Linked DNA regions of Homo sapiens: region 2 is linked to region 1. Evidence: read pairs that join two places in POLR2A ChIA-PET (ENCODE). Cell type or tissue: Panc1. All regions are shown on one strand. Each heading gives the region's core, and the rest is flanking DNA. Links, peaks and the distances in the headings are about the cores only. Region 1 overlaps TRPM5 (transient receptor potential cation channel subfamily M member 5). Region 2 overlaps TSPAN32 (tetraspanin 32).

Region 1 (9,320 bases), core at 2,103-6,102:
CCTCCTCCAGGTCACAGGACTTGGCGGCCATGGGCACCCGAGGGAAGGGGGACAAGAGAGTGAGCGAGAGACAGGAGGAGGGGGTCCAAGGAAGGAGAGAGCAGGGAGCATGGGGATCCATCCCCAGGGCCAGGTCACGCAGACCCTCTCGCTCTCCTGCACCCCAGCCTGCCCCCTGCATTGGGGCGGGCACAGAGGGGCCAGTCGTGAGCAAATGCTGAGGGTGTCACAACCCCCTTGGGCTTTGGGGACAGCCGGCACCCAGCCAGCTCTGCCTGGGCCAGTGAGCGAGGCAGAAGCCCGGGCAGAACCGTGGCCTGGTCTTGCCCCGGACCTTGGGACAGCTGGGCAGAACGGGCTCAGCCAAGCAGCCCACAGGGTGCAGGAGCAGGCAGCGTGGGCAGCTCGGGCAGTGCCATGATGGGGAGGTGGGTAGGCAGGGCTGGGAGGCACCTTCCACTCCACGTCCCCATTGAAGATCTCACTCTTGGCGATGTCCACGCGGTCCCAGGCCACGGCCAGCTTGAGCTCATCCAGATAGTCCTGAGGCTCCTGGCTGTGGCTCTTGCAGGCTGTGGGCAGAGCAGGCAGGCACTGGTGAGGGTGGAGCTGAGGGCCTCACAGAGCCGGGGCACAGGGTCCCCAAAGGTGCGCTGCCTAGAGACGCGGAAACGGGAACTTCACGCTGGGACTTGAGGGGGCACATGCGCCACCTCTGAGCACCAGCAGGAGGCACGAGACTTTGTACAAACCGCAGGAGAAAGCGTGCTGCCCTGGTCTGCGTCGGGACGGCCCGTCTGCTCCCATGTGAGGCAACTTCCTCGGCTGCAACGGGGGTACCCCAGCTAACACCTGGGCCTCGAGGCCACTTCCTGGCACTGAAGGTCCAGGACACCCTTCCTGGATGTTGTCGGGGGAGCAAGCTGGGCCACGTTTCCTCCACGGGCAAGGGCATTTGGCCATGACTTGGTGAGGTCACCAGGGTCACTCAAGGGGGGCCTGCAGCACCTGGGCTGGGTGCGCCTGCTGGAAACCGCTGTCCTCACCAGACTCGCACGTGAGGCTCACCAGCCTCAGCCTCCACAACCATGGACCCCGTAAGACTACGGTGCCTCTCTCAGGCCACTGGGACCAAACTGAGACTGGTGAGAAGAGGCGGGGGAGTTCCTAAACGGGGAGGTTTCTTTGACCTCCTTGTCCTGGTGAGGTTTCTAAACCCAGAGCCACCCGCAGTCCAGACACCCTTCCCAGAGCGTCCCCTCAAGGTGTCCCCAGCCCCTGCTTAGCAGTGCCTCTCCCTGCTGGGGCTGTGTCTGCCTGCCAGCGTCCAGCCCTTCAGCACGCGTTCGTCTCCAGCAAAAAGCACATCAAATGCTCATCAAAATTTTCCATCAGCGGGTGAACAGACGCATCAACCACGGTCTGTCCACAGGCTGGAACCTGACTCCGCCTTACAAAAGGAATGAAGCATGGAATGGCATACGCTTCAACACGGAGGAACCGTCAAACCCTCCCGCTGCCTGCAGGGAACCATGGACACGAAATGCCCGTCAGCAAATCTATAGAGACAGGAAGCAGATCGATGGTTCCCAGGGGCTGGGGGAAATGGGGAGTGAGTGCCAAGGGGTATGGGCTCTTTCTGGGGCGATGAAGGCTTCTGGAATTAGATAAAAGTGATGGTCGCCCCACCTCACGAATATACTAAAAACCACTGAATTGGCTAGTGCGGTGGCTCACGCCTGTAACCTCAGCACTTTGGGAGGCCGAGGCAGGCGGATCACGAGGTCAGGAGATCGAGACCATCCTGGCTAACACGGTGAAACCCCGTCTCTACTAAAAATACAAAAACAAAATTAGCCGGGCATGGTGGGGTGCACCTGTAATCCCAGCTACTTGGAAGGCTGAGGCAGGAGAATCACTTCAACTCGGGAGGTGGAGCTTGCAGTGAGCCGAGATCGCAGCACTGCACTCCAGCCTGGGCGACAGTGCGAGACTCCGTCTCAAAAAACCGAAAACCAAAACAAACAAAAAACAACCCCCCCACCAAAAAAATACCACTGAATTGAGAGCTTTAAGTATAGTTTTAAGTTGTGGTAAAAAACACGTCATAAAACTTGCCAAATACAGACAGCTTCATGAATCATGTGTCATCTTTCCTGGGAAGGGGCAGGCGGCCGAGCGTCACAAACATTGGCCAGGCTGCCAAACCCCAAAGCGGCTCTGAGCATGAAGCCCCCCAATGGCGCCTGCCTTGCCCACCCTGCCCGCCCTCACCTTTCACCAGCGCCTTCAGGATGACCGTGTCCAGCTCCTCGGAGCCCTCCTGCTCGAAGTCATACACGGTGAGCAGGTGCTGGTGTGAGGTGATGTTCTGCAGCTGGGCACCAGAACAGAGCCCCCATGGGGCCGCCTCAGCCAGGACGGGGGCAGAGGCAGGCCGTGGTAGACACCAGCGTAGGCACAGGCAGCGTCCCCAGGTGAGCCTTGCAGCCTGCATGCCCACCGCCCACCGGGCCCGGCCTGGGACCACCCGCAGACCAAGGGGCTGCCTGGGTCTCTCTGCTCCCTGTGGGCCTGAAGCGAGAGTGGGTGGGGGGCCCAGCAGCCTGAGGTGGGAGGAGTGGGCTGGAGGCTGCATTGCAGGAACTCTCCCAGAGGACCAGCCCCACCCCCGGAGGAGGGGTCGGGAGGACAGGGGAGGGGGCAGCACATACCAGCTTGGTCCAGCGCACGATGTCCTCCCAAGAGAAATGCTTGCTGGGGAACTTCTCCTTAAACTGCTTCTCGGCCACCTTGGGCACCAGGAGGTGGGGCTGGTTCACTAGGGCAGCAAGCACATCGGCGATGCCCCCCGAGCCTACCAGGATCAGCCACGGGGCAGCCTGCTCCACGGCCCTGGAGATCCTCTGAGACGGGGAGGGAGGGGAGAGCGGACCCCAGATTAGCCCGACGACATCTGGATGCAGGTGTCAGGGGTGCCCCCATCCCTTCAGCCCTGTCCCAGGGGTGCCCAGAACCCACCGCACCCCTCCACAAGGCTTCGGCCAGCCAGGGGGCCTCAGCCAGGCCCCTACCTCCAAGGTGTTGGGATCACCATTGACCAGCAAGCAGAGGACAGGGATCTCGATGCTGCCAGTGCCTGTGGACAGGGCACCCGTGAGGCCTGAGGACCCTCCGCCTGGGGTGACCACCCGGATCTCAGGCTCTCAGGCCACCACATTTTCTGGCCAAAAGCTGGCTCTTCCGAATAAAGTGTGGGCTTCGTCTGGGCCACGTGACACAGGCTGCTTATTACAGCCCCTGCCATATGAGGGCCGAGGGCTCCAATGCTAACCTACACTACCCAGCACGCGCACTTTGTGGCAACAGCTGGCATATGGCTGTTAAAACACAAAGTGACGTGGAAGAAACGGAGCACCCAGCCCTACAGGTGCACTGCCACACTGCACGCGCTCATGCTGAGCATGGCAGAGGCAGCATCTCGACCATCGAGGGAGCTCTGCTGGGTGGGCTGCGCCTGACCACTCAGCAAACTGAAGAGGTACAGGAGGGAGTCTTCAGGTTTCTCCCCCAAACAGAAGCTGGAAATGAGATGTCTATATGTGAAGCCCCCAGAGAGGCCTGGACCTGCCCCTGTCTTCTGTGAGGGAGTGAACTGCCTGGAGGTGCCTTAGAATCACCCACAGGGAACTGGGCTCGCAGGCGGGCCCCTGACTTTGAAAGGTGCCTCCTGATTGAATCTGGAGGATAAATCAGGCCTGGCCAAACGGTGCCCGGGCCAGCAGGGCTTCCGCAGAGCAGAGCCAGACCCTCCGCCTGTGTCCCTAGAGTTTGACGAGACTTTGTGTTTTCAATTCTAAAGAGTGCTCAGTTGACCGGGCACAGTGGCTCATGCCTGTAATCCCAGCACTTTGGGAGGCCAAAGCAGGCAGATCACCTGAGATCAGGAGTTCAAGACCAGCCTGGCCAACATGGTGCAACCCCGTCTCTACTGGGAAAAAAAAAAAAAAAAAAAGAGCCGGGCATGGTGGCACATGCCTATAATCCCAGCTACCCGGGAGGCTGAGGCAGGAGAATTGTTGGAACCTGGGAGGTGGAGGCTGCAGTGAGCCGAGATTGCACTCCTGCACTCCAGCCTGGGGGATGGGGGACAGAGTGAGATTCTGCCTCAAAAAAAAAAAAAAAAAACAGAGGGCTCAGTTGGCCTTGCCAAGAAATTACAATTCTGTTTCTAAATATTGTATATTGTTCATAGATGTTATAAATAATTATATGCTTTGTTTATGAATATTATTTACACACTAGCGTTTTCTTAGTAAGTCCAGCTTTTGAACGTGCGACTGGCCAGAGGTGCCCATTTCTCGGGTGACGCTGCCCTCTGGCGGCAGCATACCTCACGCCTGGCGGCGGGAAGTAGCCCTCTTTCAACTCACGATCTCATTTTGCCTCTTAGAGTCCCGGAGCCTCTGACCACGGCAAGGCCCAGTGAAAACAGAACTGCACCTGCTCTGGTGGGAATGTCACTGTCCAGTCAGAGCCACTCTGTCCAGCTGTGCCTCCTTCACCACTCTGCCCAGACAGCTCCTCCTCCCAGGCCCCCACGGCCCAGGCCCCCACGGCCCAGGTCTCGGTGCTCAGGCATGCGGGGTGCGTTCTGCCTGGGAAGCCCTCCCCCTTCTCCCTGGCGGTCACCCCCACTCTCCCACAGGCGGGTCCCTGGATCCCCACTGGGTCCCAAGGCTTCCCTGGGTGGCTGGGGCGGGTCTCACCCCCGTAGCCCGCCCTCTGCTCCGAGATGTGCTTCTCCAGCCTCAGCCGCAGCTCCGTCAGCCCATCGCCCTTCCCCGGGGGGCCTGGCTCCACCAGGATGAAGTGGGAGAGGTTGCTGTCCAGTGAACAGAGGGGGCCCTGGCTGCCGCCGTCATCCTCAGGGTAGTGGACAGGAAAATCCTCCTGCGCCCATGCAGGGAGACGAGGCTGAGCCCTCGAGAGGCAGCTTGGGCTGGTCCCGCTGCGGGATCCTCCCTGCCAGGCCGTGCACACCACGCCATGGGGCCCCGCACAAGGCTTCTGCCCGAGCCTTGGTTTCCCCACCCTTCAGACAAAAGGAGGGACGAACAGCTGGGGCCCGGGGACCCTCCTTCGACAGTCAGGGGCAGGGGCGGTGGGGAGCGGGTTCTTTTAGACAGAACCATGGAGACAGCCCAGGCTGCCGGGAGCACCTCCTTCCCGACTCTAGGGCTGGCGTCCAAACATCCACCAGGGGCTGCCCGGGCCTCCCTCGGTAGTGCCTTAGACAGACCCCAGCATGGGGGACGGAAGCTGCTTGCCCAGGCTTGGAAAGGGCTCGGGGCCTGGGCCCGTGTGGTACAGGAGGGGGTGAGGGCCCGCGCCACAGTCTACGCTGGCCGTTCCCTATGCGGTACTGCCACCTGCCGGCCGTGTGCTGGCTCTGCCCGCTCCCTGCTCTTCCTCCAGCTCGAGTCCTGTCCTCCCAGAGCTCTGCCCGCTGCCCAAACCCTTCTGAGCCCCTGCCTCCAGGCCCCCAGCGGTCGTGGTGCTGGGAGCTGGACGTGCACCTGGGCCTCCTCCAGAATGCGGCGGTGCAGGACGCGGCCCAGCGAGGCCATGCCGACAGCAACCACACGGACCTTGGTGGACGTGCTGGCCAGCGAGTGGTCGCGCACGGCCTGCCCGACATGCCTGGCCAGGCCCACGCGGAGGGCACTGGTCAGGATCCAGGCTCCTGTGGGGATGGAAGAGGGCCTCGTTGTGCCGCACGCCCCAGGTCTTCCCTAGCTGGCCCCACGCCCTAACCCCTAGGCCCAATCAGCAGCCAGTTACCTGGGAGCCAGGGGTGGGTGCTGGGGAATGCCTCACGGTGGGGTGGGGAAGCCGAGGCCCAGAGAGGGCAAGGCACCCACCCAAGGCTGCTCAGCAGCAGAACTGGCTGGGCCCAGAACCTGTGAAGTGGCACCCCCACCCCACCTGGAGCGCACAAACTGGGGTCCAGTCCCCCCACCGTGCTCCCTCCGGGACACATCCGACACAACTCTGTCCAGCTGCCTCTGCTGGGTGAGAATCCCAGGATGTTTTCCCAAATGACAAAGCCCTCGGCCCTTGTCTGGCTGGAAGATCTCTTTGGGTTTGCCACAGTCATTTAGTGAGGGATCCTGAAACCTCAAGTCCTTTTCTCCTGGGTGTTGTATAGGCCAAGCTGCCTCAAAAAACAGCCCAGCCATTGGACTCTGGCCCCTGCAGCTGGCGGCCCGACTGCTTCCCCAAGGGGTCCCACCCTGTATACACCCGGGTGCTCTGGTCCCAGGTGAGTGGGAGCAGGGACATCTCATGGCGGCCCATGGGCCCTGCTAGTGGAGGGGGCAGCTCTAAGGAAGGGCCAGGCCCAGCTGGGGGAGGTCCTGGTCCAGTACGTAGGCACTGCTGCACCTGTGGGTACTGCAGAGGACGGGCTGAGAGTTTCGGGAAATGTTCTCGTGATGGCCTGGAGAGTCAGGGGGTCTGGCTGCCGTGTGGGGTGGGAGCATTGCCTGTGCCGGGTGGGGGGACAGTCAGGGGGTCTGGCTGCCCTGTGGGGTGGGAGCACTGCCTGTGCCGGGTTGCGGGGACAGTCAGGGGGTCGGGCTGCCCTGTGGGGTGGGAGCGCTGCCTGTGCCGGGTGGGGCCTCACCTGTGCTCTGAGCCGCCTTCACCAGCCCCTTGCGCAGCACATCCCGCAGCCAGGACTTCATGGCGAAAGGCTGCTCCTCACCCACCAGGGACACCACCAGGTTGGGGGCCGGCAGGTGCCACTCAGCAAGCAGCAGGTCAAAGAGCACAGACGGGGCCACTCCGCTCGGCACCCGTACAAACTGCAAGGCAGGTCTGCAGCTCAGGGCTTTCGGGGCACGGGGCATGGGAGCTGCTGGGCATTGGGGGGGGCTGGACACAAGGGGGCACTGGGGAGGTGCTGAGCATGGGGGGACACTGGGCACTGGGAGGTGCTGGGCATCAAGGGGGCTGGACACAGGGGGTACCGGGGAGGTGCTGGGCATTGGGGGCAGGTAGCAGGAGGAGAGTGGCCCCCAATATCCCTTCTGGGACAGGGCCAGTCCTCCCTTGACCTGCTGTGTGACCTGGGCAGTCCTGACCCCTCTCTGGGCTGGCATCCCCCTCAGTGAGCCGAGGGCGCTGGACAGAGGTGGGGCCCTGGATGCACTTGACCTTGCACCTCCAAATCTCTCGGGGGGACTTCAGGGGTCCCGGTTATTGCAGGGAGGTAGGAGGCCGGCCAGAGCCACTCCTTCCAGCTCTGGAACTCTGCCTGTCTGGGGGCTCTGAATATGGCCCCAGGGGAGCAGACCCCAGGGGTGAGGAGGACCCTGGCACTCAGCTTCCAGGGAAGGAAATGGGGCCTCATGGGTTCCAGGTCAAGGCGGACATCACCTGAGGCCTGGGGCCTGCCCTTACCTTGCCTCGCTTCTTCCCAGACCCTCCAAAGTTGACCTCGCCCCTGTGCAAGCCCAGCTCCCGCCGGTCTTCAGCATCCCCGGGGCTTCCGGGACGGGGGCCTTGGACATCCTGCATGGTGGCCTCTAGAGCTGCAGGGATACCCTGGCCCTTGAGGGCTGAGAAGGCCCATCCCCACCTCCCTCCCCTCAGGGGGCTGGCTCTGCTTTCCCCTGGGAAGCCCCTCTCCAGCCAACATGCACAAGGAGACCTGGGGACTGCCCCCAGGCATCTCTGCCCCAGGGACCTTCTCTCCAGCCAGGCCCTGCCCAGCGACCCCCTGCAGCTCCGACACTCGCTGTAGCACCGCCCCAACCAAGCTCCTTCCCAGGTGAGGATGGGATGTGTGGGGCTCCGCTGTCAGCGCCTGGTTCCTCTACTCACCCCACTCAGGGCACCTCAGGTTGGCCACACCTGCAGACATTTCTCCAGAGGCCTTTTGTGGGGATGACCTGGAAACTCCGAAAGACTCAGCAGAGGCCTTGCAGTCCCCTGGCCACACAGCCCACCCGCTCCCAGGACAGGGATGTGGAGACCCTGGGTGCACCTGGGTAGAGGTGAAAAGGTGAGACAGGTGCCCTCAGCTCAAGTGCAGGAGGCGGTGTGGACGAGAGACCACCTTCCTTGCCCAGGAGGTCCAGGAGGCCCAGGACACACAGAGAGAGGAGGCCTTGCCCCGGCCCACACAGCATCAGCAGCAGAGCTATTCCCGTGGCGCTCCCACATCAGCAAGCGGGGGTAGAAGAGGCCGCGTGCGCCTCAGCCCTATTCCCTCAACCCTCATGGGGCTCATGTCTCCCAGCTGCCCGGTGAGGTCGGGCATCTCAGCCCCTCTCTATGTGGCAGGGATCCAAGGATCGGCACTGGCCCCTCAGCGCCCTGGCTCCGCCCCTGCCCACAGCCTCATCTGTCAGCTGCCCAGCCCCAGCCTGGCTGACCTCGGTCTGGCTTGGTCCCACCTCCCTCCGATTGCTCCTCTGAAAACTCAATATTGGAAGCTGGTGCTTGAGGACAAGCCCTGGCAGGCCGAGGGCACCTGCTCCTCTGTCTGCCCTCCTGGAACCACGCGTCGGGTCACAGGCCGCTGGGCAGAGGTCTCCGTGGGCCCCCAGCCACCCTACCCTGTCCGACCTGGGGCTACCTGGCAGCTCCTGATCCCACAGGGCTGTCCCTTGGTTCTCCTGTGCCCACCTTGTACCCAGGCGCTCTGGGCTGTGTCCACCACAGAAGCCCTTTGTGAGAAGACAATGGACCGTTCTGTAAAAACCTTCATTTCCTAGAGAGGGGCCCACCTGTGACCCCAGGAGGGGATACAGGAGTTGGGGGGAACTTCAGAGATGAGAGGGAGTGTGTCCTGGGACCCCTGGGGCTGGCTTTGGGGCAGAGGCTAAGGCCAAGGCCCTCCCCATTAGGCCTCTGGAGCCAGCACAGTTACTGCATCCCCAAACAGGTATGTCCAAGTCCCAAACCCCAGGACCTGGGAATGTGACCTTTGGAAACAGGCCCTTTGCAGATGTATTAAGATGTAAGTAAAGATGAGGCCATGCTGGAGCAGGGGGAGCCCTGATTCCCAGGTTCTGATAGAGAAAGGGGACATTTGGACGTAGAGACAGACGCGCAGGGAAAAACACCCTTTAAGACACAGGGGAGGGGTGAAGGCAGTGGTTGGGTGATGTGGCCACAAGCCAAGGGACACCTGGAGCCCCGAAGCTGGAAGAGGCAGGAAGGATCCCCCTCGAGGGCTTGGCCTTGCCGACAGTTTGACTTAGGACTCAGCACTGGTGGCCTCCAGAACCATGAGAGAATCAATTGCC
Region 2 (6,177 bases), core at 8-4,007, 110 kb before region 1:
AAGAAGGAGGGAGGGGGAGAAGGGAAGAGGAGGGAGAAGGAGGGAGGACAAGGGAGGAGGAGATGGAGGAGGGGGAAGGAGGAGAAGGAGGAGGGAGAAGGAGGAGGAAAGAGAAAAGAGGAAAGAAGGTGAGGAGAAGAAAGAGGGGGAGGGTGGAGGGAGGAGGAGGAAGAGGAGGAAGGAGGAGGAGAGAGAAGAGAGGAGGAGGAGGCAGCTCCCAGGCCATCCCCCATCAGGCCTTGCAGCCTCCAGGGCAGGCAGGAGGGCCATGAGGAGCCGCCAGCGCCCTGTCCCTGCAGGGCTGGAGGCCCCATGCTCACGCCTGTGCTTGGGGGCCAGCAGGGCTCCCCAGCTCTTTCCACGCCCCTCTGGCCCAGCTTCCCCTGGCATGCCAGCGTTGTCGCTGCCCACCTGCCAGCATGTGTGGGTCTCCGTCTATCCCACGGGCACCCATGCTCCTGGCATCACCCTGAATGGGGCCCCAGGGTTTGAAGGGCCCAGACCCAACCTGCTCCAGCCTGTGGACCACCCAGGCGGGCACAGTGCTGCCTGAGGGGGCTGGCGTTTCACCGGGGCCTCAGGACTCCTGGGGGAGCTGCCCGGTCGGTGGCTAGACTCACCGTCAGGTACTCCAGGTCCTCAGGGCACCAGCATGAAGGCAAAGGCGGCTGCCCAGACCCTGAGTGGGAGGACATCCCCAGGGTTCTTAGCCTGGGTGACCTCTGCCACCATCCATAAAACTGTATCGGGGGCATCTGTATGCTCTCAGAGGAGGGGTCTCTCGTGTTCCTTAGCTTCCGCAAGGGGGCTCTCAAAAGCCTGGAAGCCTTGACCGAGAGAACAACGGGCAAGTGCCGGGGGCGGGTGCGCAGACGTTTCCACCAGAGAACGCCCCACTCCACGACTAGGGGCACGGGCATCAGTGAGAGAGAGGGGACAGTGGTTGGCCGGGCCATGGAGACCCAGGCAGAGTATGGAGAGAAAGTGAGGTGAGGGAGGTGGGCTCAACTGCAAAGAGAGAGGCCACAGCATCCTGAGCAGGCACCACACCTGTCCCAAGCCTCACCAGCACTGGGCTAGCTGGTGCCTTGTTTCAGAAAAGAAGGCAAAACAGAAGATCCTACAGCCCCGGCCCTGGAGAGGCTCAGGCTCAGGGGAGACTCTGCCCGGCCCTGTCCAGGTCCATGCCCCTCAGGAAGCAGCCCCAGTGGGCAGAGGTCTCCATCTTCTCAGGGGTGCCCTGCCCCTGCTGGGCAGGGGTGCAGTGTTGCCATCAACAGGCCCCTGGGGGCCAAAATGGGAGAACAAGGGATGAATTCCCAAAAAGCGCAGGGGAAGGGGATGGGAAGGTGCTATGGAACCCACGCACCCAGCGCCCACGCTCTCCCCAGGCCAAGTCTCCCTCTCAGGCAGTGGGGAGCGGGACTCAGACCCACACCTCGACCAAGCATCCTGCTGGGGGCGCAGCCTGAGGGCACTGCCCTGCCCAGGCCTGCCAGGCCCCACCAGGCCCCGCAGTGACTGCCCCCACCCCCGCAGTGACCACCCCCCCACAGTGACCGGCCCCCCGCAGTGACCAGCCCCCCGCAATGACCAGCCCCCAACAGTGACCAGCCCCCCATAGTGACCGGCCCCCCACAGTGACCAGCCCCCCGCAATGACCAGCCCCCAACAGTGACCAGCCCCCCATAGTGACCGGCCCCCCGCAGTGACCAGCCCCCCGCAATGACCAGCCCCCAACAGTGACCAGCCCCCCATAGTGACCGGCCCCCCACAGTGACTGGCCCGCCCACAGTGACCGGCCCCCCCCAGCAGCGACCAGCCCCCCGCAGTGACCAGCCCTCAACAGTGACCAGCCCCGCTCTGCCCCCAGGGCTTCCTGTGCTTCTCCCTGGCGTTCTGCGCACAGGTGCAGGTGGTGTTCTGGAGACTCCACAGCCCCACCCAGGTGAGCACCAGCTGCCCCTACCCTGCAGTGGAGGGTCCCCCAGTAAGCCAGTGGGCACCTGGGGACTGGGGAGCAGTCCTGGGAGGAGCAGCCCCAGCTTCCAGGCTTGTGCTGACCGGGTGGGGTGGGGGAGACCGCAGCCTGGGTTCCCTCTGCCTGAGGCTTCAGGGAGGCCAAGCGCTGGAGGTGGGTGAGGGCCAGCAGCTCCCTGGTGGGGAGGGACCTATGCTGTACCCCTGCCTTCGCCCCAGTCTCATTTTCTTAAAGCCCCTCAGCCCACCCCCTCCTGAGCTGATGCCCCTCGGGTTTGAGGGAGGGAATGAGGAGGAAGAAGAAGGAAAGCCACTGGCTTGGCCTTAGGGGTTGACTAGAAGGAGCAGAGTGTTCCAGAAAATGAGACCTGAGGGCCAGCGCTCCTGATGGCCTGGTGGGGCAGACGGTACCAGTGGGGAAGGGACCTGGAGACCCGCGGACTGGGGTGTCGCAGCCTCCACCCCCTCCACGGAACAGCACCCATCCTTCCGTCCTGGATGCTGACCTGCCTGGAGGAGGGTCCGGCCTAGCTGACCGTGGGCAGGGGCCAAGGGCGTCCCCGTGGAAAGGCCAGCAGCTTGGAGAGGAAGGAGGCCTCCCTGGCCCAGCAGAGAATGAGAGCTCGGTAGCAGAGCCAGCCCCACCTTCCCCTTGAGAGCCAGACCTGGTGAGAGCCCCCAGGGCAGCCGGGCGGCACCAGGGACAGCCACGGGCAGGGTCATGGAGTGGGGCAGGAGAGCCTGGCAGGTCACAAGAGGTGATTTCTTGGAGCCCTAGCTGGAGTCCTAGTGGCCTCGTGTATTCAAGTGCCTGGTTGCCCAGGGCCCTCAAACACAGGCTTGGCCATGAGAGATACCGAGGCTGGTAGCAGGCAGGTCCTCTGGCTGAGCTCTGCAGGGGGCCTGCTGTGCAGTTTCTTGAGCTGTGCTGGCAGCCTGAGTGTGGTGGTCCCCACCGTGGTTTGCAAATGGGGGGACTCAGGCCCTCTGGGGGTGGGGGGAGCTCAAGGTTACCCTGGCAGTGCCGGGGCTGGATGGGGGCTCCAGGCTTACGACAAAGGCTCTTGGCCCCAAAGTGCCCACCCACCCCTGGCATCATTTGGGAGGAACCGCCTGAACCAGGTGGGAGAAACACCATTTTATCAGGCCCAGAAGGATCCCAGAGGGGCTGAGCCCCCAGAAGAGGGCTGTGGCTTTGAGGACTGGCACAGGAGTCTTACCAGGGTGGTGAGCTGGGCCAGGTCCGTGTTTCGGCCTCACGTTTCCTGTCCACTGAGGGGTGGTCTGGCTCATTTGAGGTCTGGGTCACAGTGTGGGTGGCCGAGGTCAAGACAGCTGCCAGGGTTCCCCGGGCTCGTCTGGGGCAGCTGCGGCCCATGCCCCATGCTTCTGTGTGTTTATGGCTCTGATCGTGGAGCCACAATTCTGGAGGGGAGGGGGCCATACAGGGGCCACAGGACAGAACGCAGCTGGGGCCTGCTCTCCAGGAAGGGAAGGGGGTGCAAGAAGATAGATGCCCCAGCCGGGCTCACCTATGGCCTGTCCCAGCCCCAGGCAGCATCCCCCACACACATGGTCCTTGTCTGGCCCGTGCGCCCAGCTGCCCTTCAGGGGTCAGTTCTCAGGGCCTTGCCTGACCCCAGGCAGGGGACTGGGGCTTCCTCCTGGGCCTCTGGTCCCCATCTGCCCCTCCCAGTGGGTCTTGACTTCTGGCATCATCTGTGTCAGGCCTGGTGGCCATGGAGGTGGCCTGGGTGAAGGAGCTCTGAATATGAAGTCAGTGTCCTTGGGCCGCCCTTGGGCAAGCCACTTTAACTTCCTGGGCCTCAGTTTCCTTTTCTGTGAAGGGAGCACCAAGATCCAGGGGCTGCATGGGTGGGAATGGCCAGGTGTGTGCAAAGACTCTTCCTCCTCACCTGCGTGCCTCCTGCCGTGCCCCGTTGCCCAGGCTGGTCCTCCAGGACGTGGGACTTGCTCGAAGCTGTCCTGGGTGTGGATGGAGTGGCTTTGGTGCCAGGGCCCGGGCCCTGAGCAGGAGGGGCGGCTGCACATCCCGTCTCCTGCCCTCCACCCTCAGGGCCCACCAGAGCCGAATGGGCTTCAACCTTGGGCTCCCTGTCCAACAAAGTCCTGCTGGCAGCCTAGACAGTGGCAAAGGCCAAAGGCCCCAAGCTGTTGGCACCGGAAACGTCGAGGTGAGAGCCGGGGGCCCAGAGCCCAGCCCGGCCCATTCACCCATTCCCCCTGTCCCTCCCCACAGGGCCACTGAGGTGTCCTGAACACAGGGTCAGGGTGACTCATGTGGTGCCCCTGCGGATGGGAAGGCAGAGGACAGAGGAGGGAAGGGACCAGCCACATGCCCTTGGTGGTGCCCTGTGGCCACAGACCCGGGCCCAGAGCTGAAAGTGGGGTGCCCCTCCACCTCCCCAACTCTTGCCCCAGGGAGTCCTGGCTGCCACTTCCCTGGGATGCTCATGCGGGCAGGAGGCGTGGACCGGGCTTCAGGGATGAATGTGGAGCTTGAGGGCTATTAATTACGTTCTCCTCGAGGGCTGAGAGCCACTTTGCCTTAACCCTCCCCCTGTGCCCTGACGAGTCTGCTTCGGGAATAATTCATGCTCAAATTAAGTACAGCAGTGTGGGGTGCAGCCTCGTCCTCACAGTCTGCCCCACCCTGGAGCCACTACCCTCCCTGGATCCTCCAGCCGCCGAGTGGGCTCAGGCCAGAGCCAGCTCTGTACCTGTGGGGCTGGTCCACAGGCCTCCTGCAGCTCCTGGTCCCCACCTGCCGTTCAGGACCTGTCTGTACCTTCCTGAGCACTTTCAGCAGACACAGGATGGGGTCGCCAAGCCCAGGCAGACACCAGGGAAGATCTGGTCATGGGGAAAAGCCCCCGGGCACCGGAAGACGGAGCTTAGTGCGTTGATACCTGTCAGGCAGCACCTTCCCCCAGGTGTCCTGAGAAACACAGGCCCCAGGCTCCTTCAGAGCCCCCAGAGCCTGGAATGGAGACAGACGGTGAAGCATCACCTAGGAGCCCAGGCCCCGTGGAGAGCAGCCGGCCCGGCCTCCAGGGCCCTCCAGGGCCAGACAACCGGCTTTGGGGTAGGAGGCCTACCTCGCTGAGCTCTGCTTCCCCAGTCGTGGGGAGAGCTGCTTGGCAGAGCCAGGCAGGGCAGGAAGAGCCAGGCAGGGCAGGCAGGGCAGGCAGGGCAGGCAGAGCCAGGCAGGGCAGGCAGAGCAGGCCCCTCAGCCACTAGCAGGAGTTGTCACTCTCGCCCATGCTGTGGTAATAATGACACCTTGCTCACAGCCTCAGAGGCACCTTTGTCCTCCTTGGGCCATGGCAGGCGCCTGACAATGGGAACAGTCATTGGAGTTGGGAGGGAAGCAGGAGGGGAGGTCCGAGCCAACCCCCGGGCCCACTCCGCTGGGCCTCCAGTCCTCACCAGGACCTCCACCCACGAGGACACAATGGCCAGGCCAGACTCCACCCCCATTTCACACTCACAGACGCTGAGGCTGAACAAGGCCCCCGCCCTGGCCGACAGTGGTGTGGCCAGCTTGGTGCCTGCCCGCCCCTGGGCACTGCGGGGAGGACAAGGCTGGCTGAGTCGGGGATGACTCACGGAGAGTGGTCTGACTTTTATTAGCATCAATGGGAGGGATGCATTAGGGTCAGGAGCCAAGTTTGGCCTGGAAAGTCCATCTGACTCCTGTTGGGGCCTCCAGGCTTGGGCAGGGCTGACCGAGAGCCTCCACTGCCCACTGCCCGCCCAGTTGGCCGCTGTCAGGGCCTGCCACGGGGGCTGGGCCCCAGTGCAATGAGGACCGCCGTAAGCCACCCTTCCTTTCTGGAGGGCAGGTGTGAGTGGCTAGAGCGGGCCTGGGGCTTCCATCCTCCCCCAGCCCTTTGGGGCAGCTGCTGAGCACCCCCTTCATGTGTCTTGACTGTCAGCATGGCATTTGGGGGAGAACTGAGGGCCTCTGAGGCAGGAAGGAGACATCAGAGGGCAGGGACCTCAAAGAGGGCCTCGCCCTGTGCCAGGAGACCAGCGACTCCTGGAGCAGTCACAGAAGCCTTCCTGTAGGAGGCGAGATTCCAGTTTGTCTTTGAAGGAGTAACTTGGCAGGGGAGAGCATCTTGCTTAGGAGGGTGGAGACATGAGGTCCAGGTGTTGGTGAGGTGTGGAGCG

The links. ChIA-PET counts read pairs that join two places held together with the same protein. Peaks named below come from ENCODE experiments on the same cell type or tissue, not always from the same donor. Only the 100,000 strongest peaks of a DNase experiment are listed, where the experiment ranks them.
Region 2: POLR2A ChIA-PET joins it to region 1 with 5 read pairs; 24 of 35 experiments call an interaction of 5 or more read pairs at or near these places.

The regions. Positions count from the first base shown.
Region 1 is chr11:2,415,453-2,424,772 of GRCh38, forward strand. It overlaps TRPM5 (transient receptor potential cation channel subfamily M member 5), which reads right to left. Exons shown (of 29, transcript NM_014555.4): 5 at 7,891-8,053; 6 at 7,468-7,598; 7 at 6,689-6,869; 8 at 5,580-5,746; 9 at 4,770-4,953; 10 at 3,075-3,139; 11 at 2,715-2,906; 12 at 2,275-2,377; 13 at 454-572; 14 at 1-19. The coding sequence starts at 7,584. Among named protein-coding and RNA genes, the nearest start is that of TSSC4, 19 kb to the left of the region's middle. In Panc1, for the core only: CTCF peaks have their summits at 4,369 (motif pointing left), 5,431 (motif pointing left) and 5,719; DNase peaks (open chromatin) are centred at 4,379 and 5,462; H3K4me3 peaks cover 1,178 bases; H3K27ac peaks cover 822 bases.
Region 2 is chr11:2,306,863-2,313,039 of GRCh38, forward strand. It overlaps TSPAN32 (tetraspanin 32), which reads left to right. Exons shown (of 10, transcript NM_139022.3): 4 at 1,874-1,948. LOC124902612 (a long non-coding RNA gene) reads right to left here. Exons shown (of 2, transcript XR_007062552.1): 2 at 5,603-6,177. Among named protein-coding and RNA genes, the nearest start is that of TSPAN32, 7.9 kb to the left of the region's middle. RefSeq lists an enhancer at 5,696-6,177. In Panc1, for the core only: no CTCF peak of the experiment used is centred there; no DNase peak of the experiment used is centred there.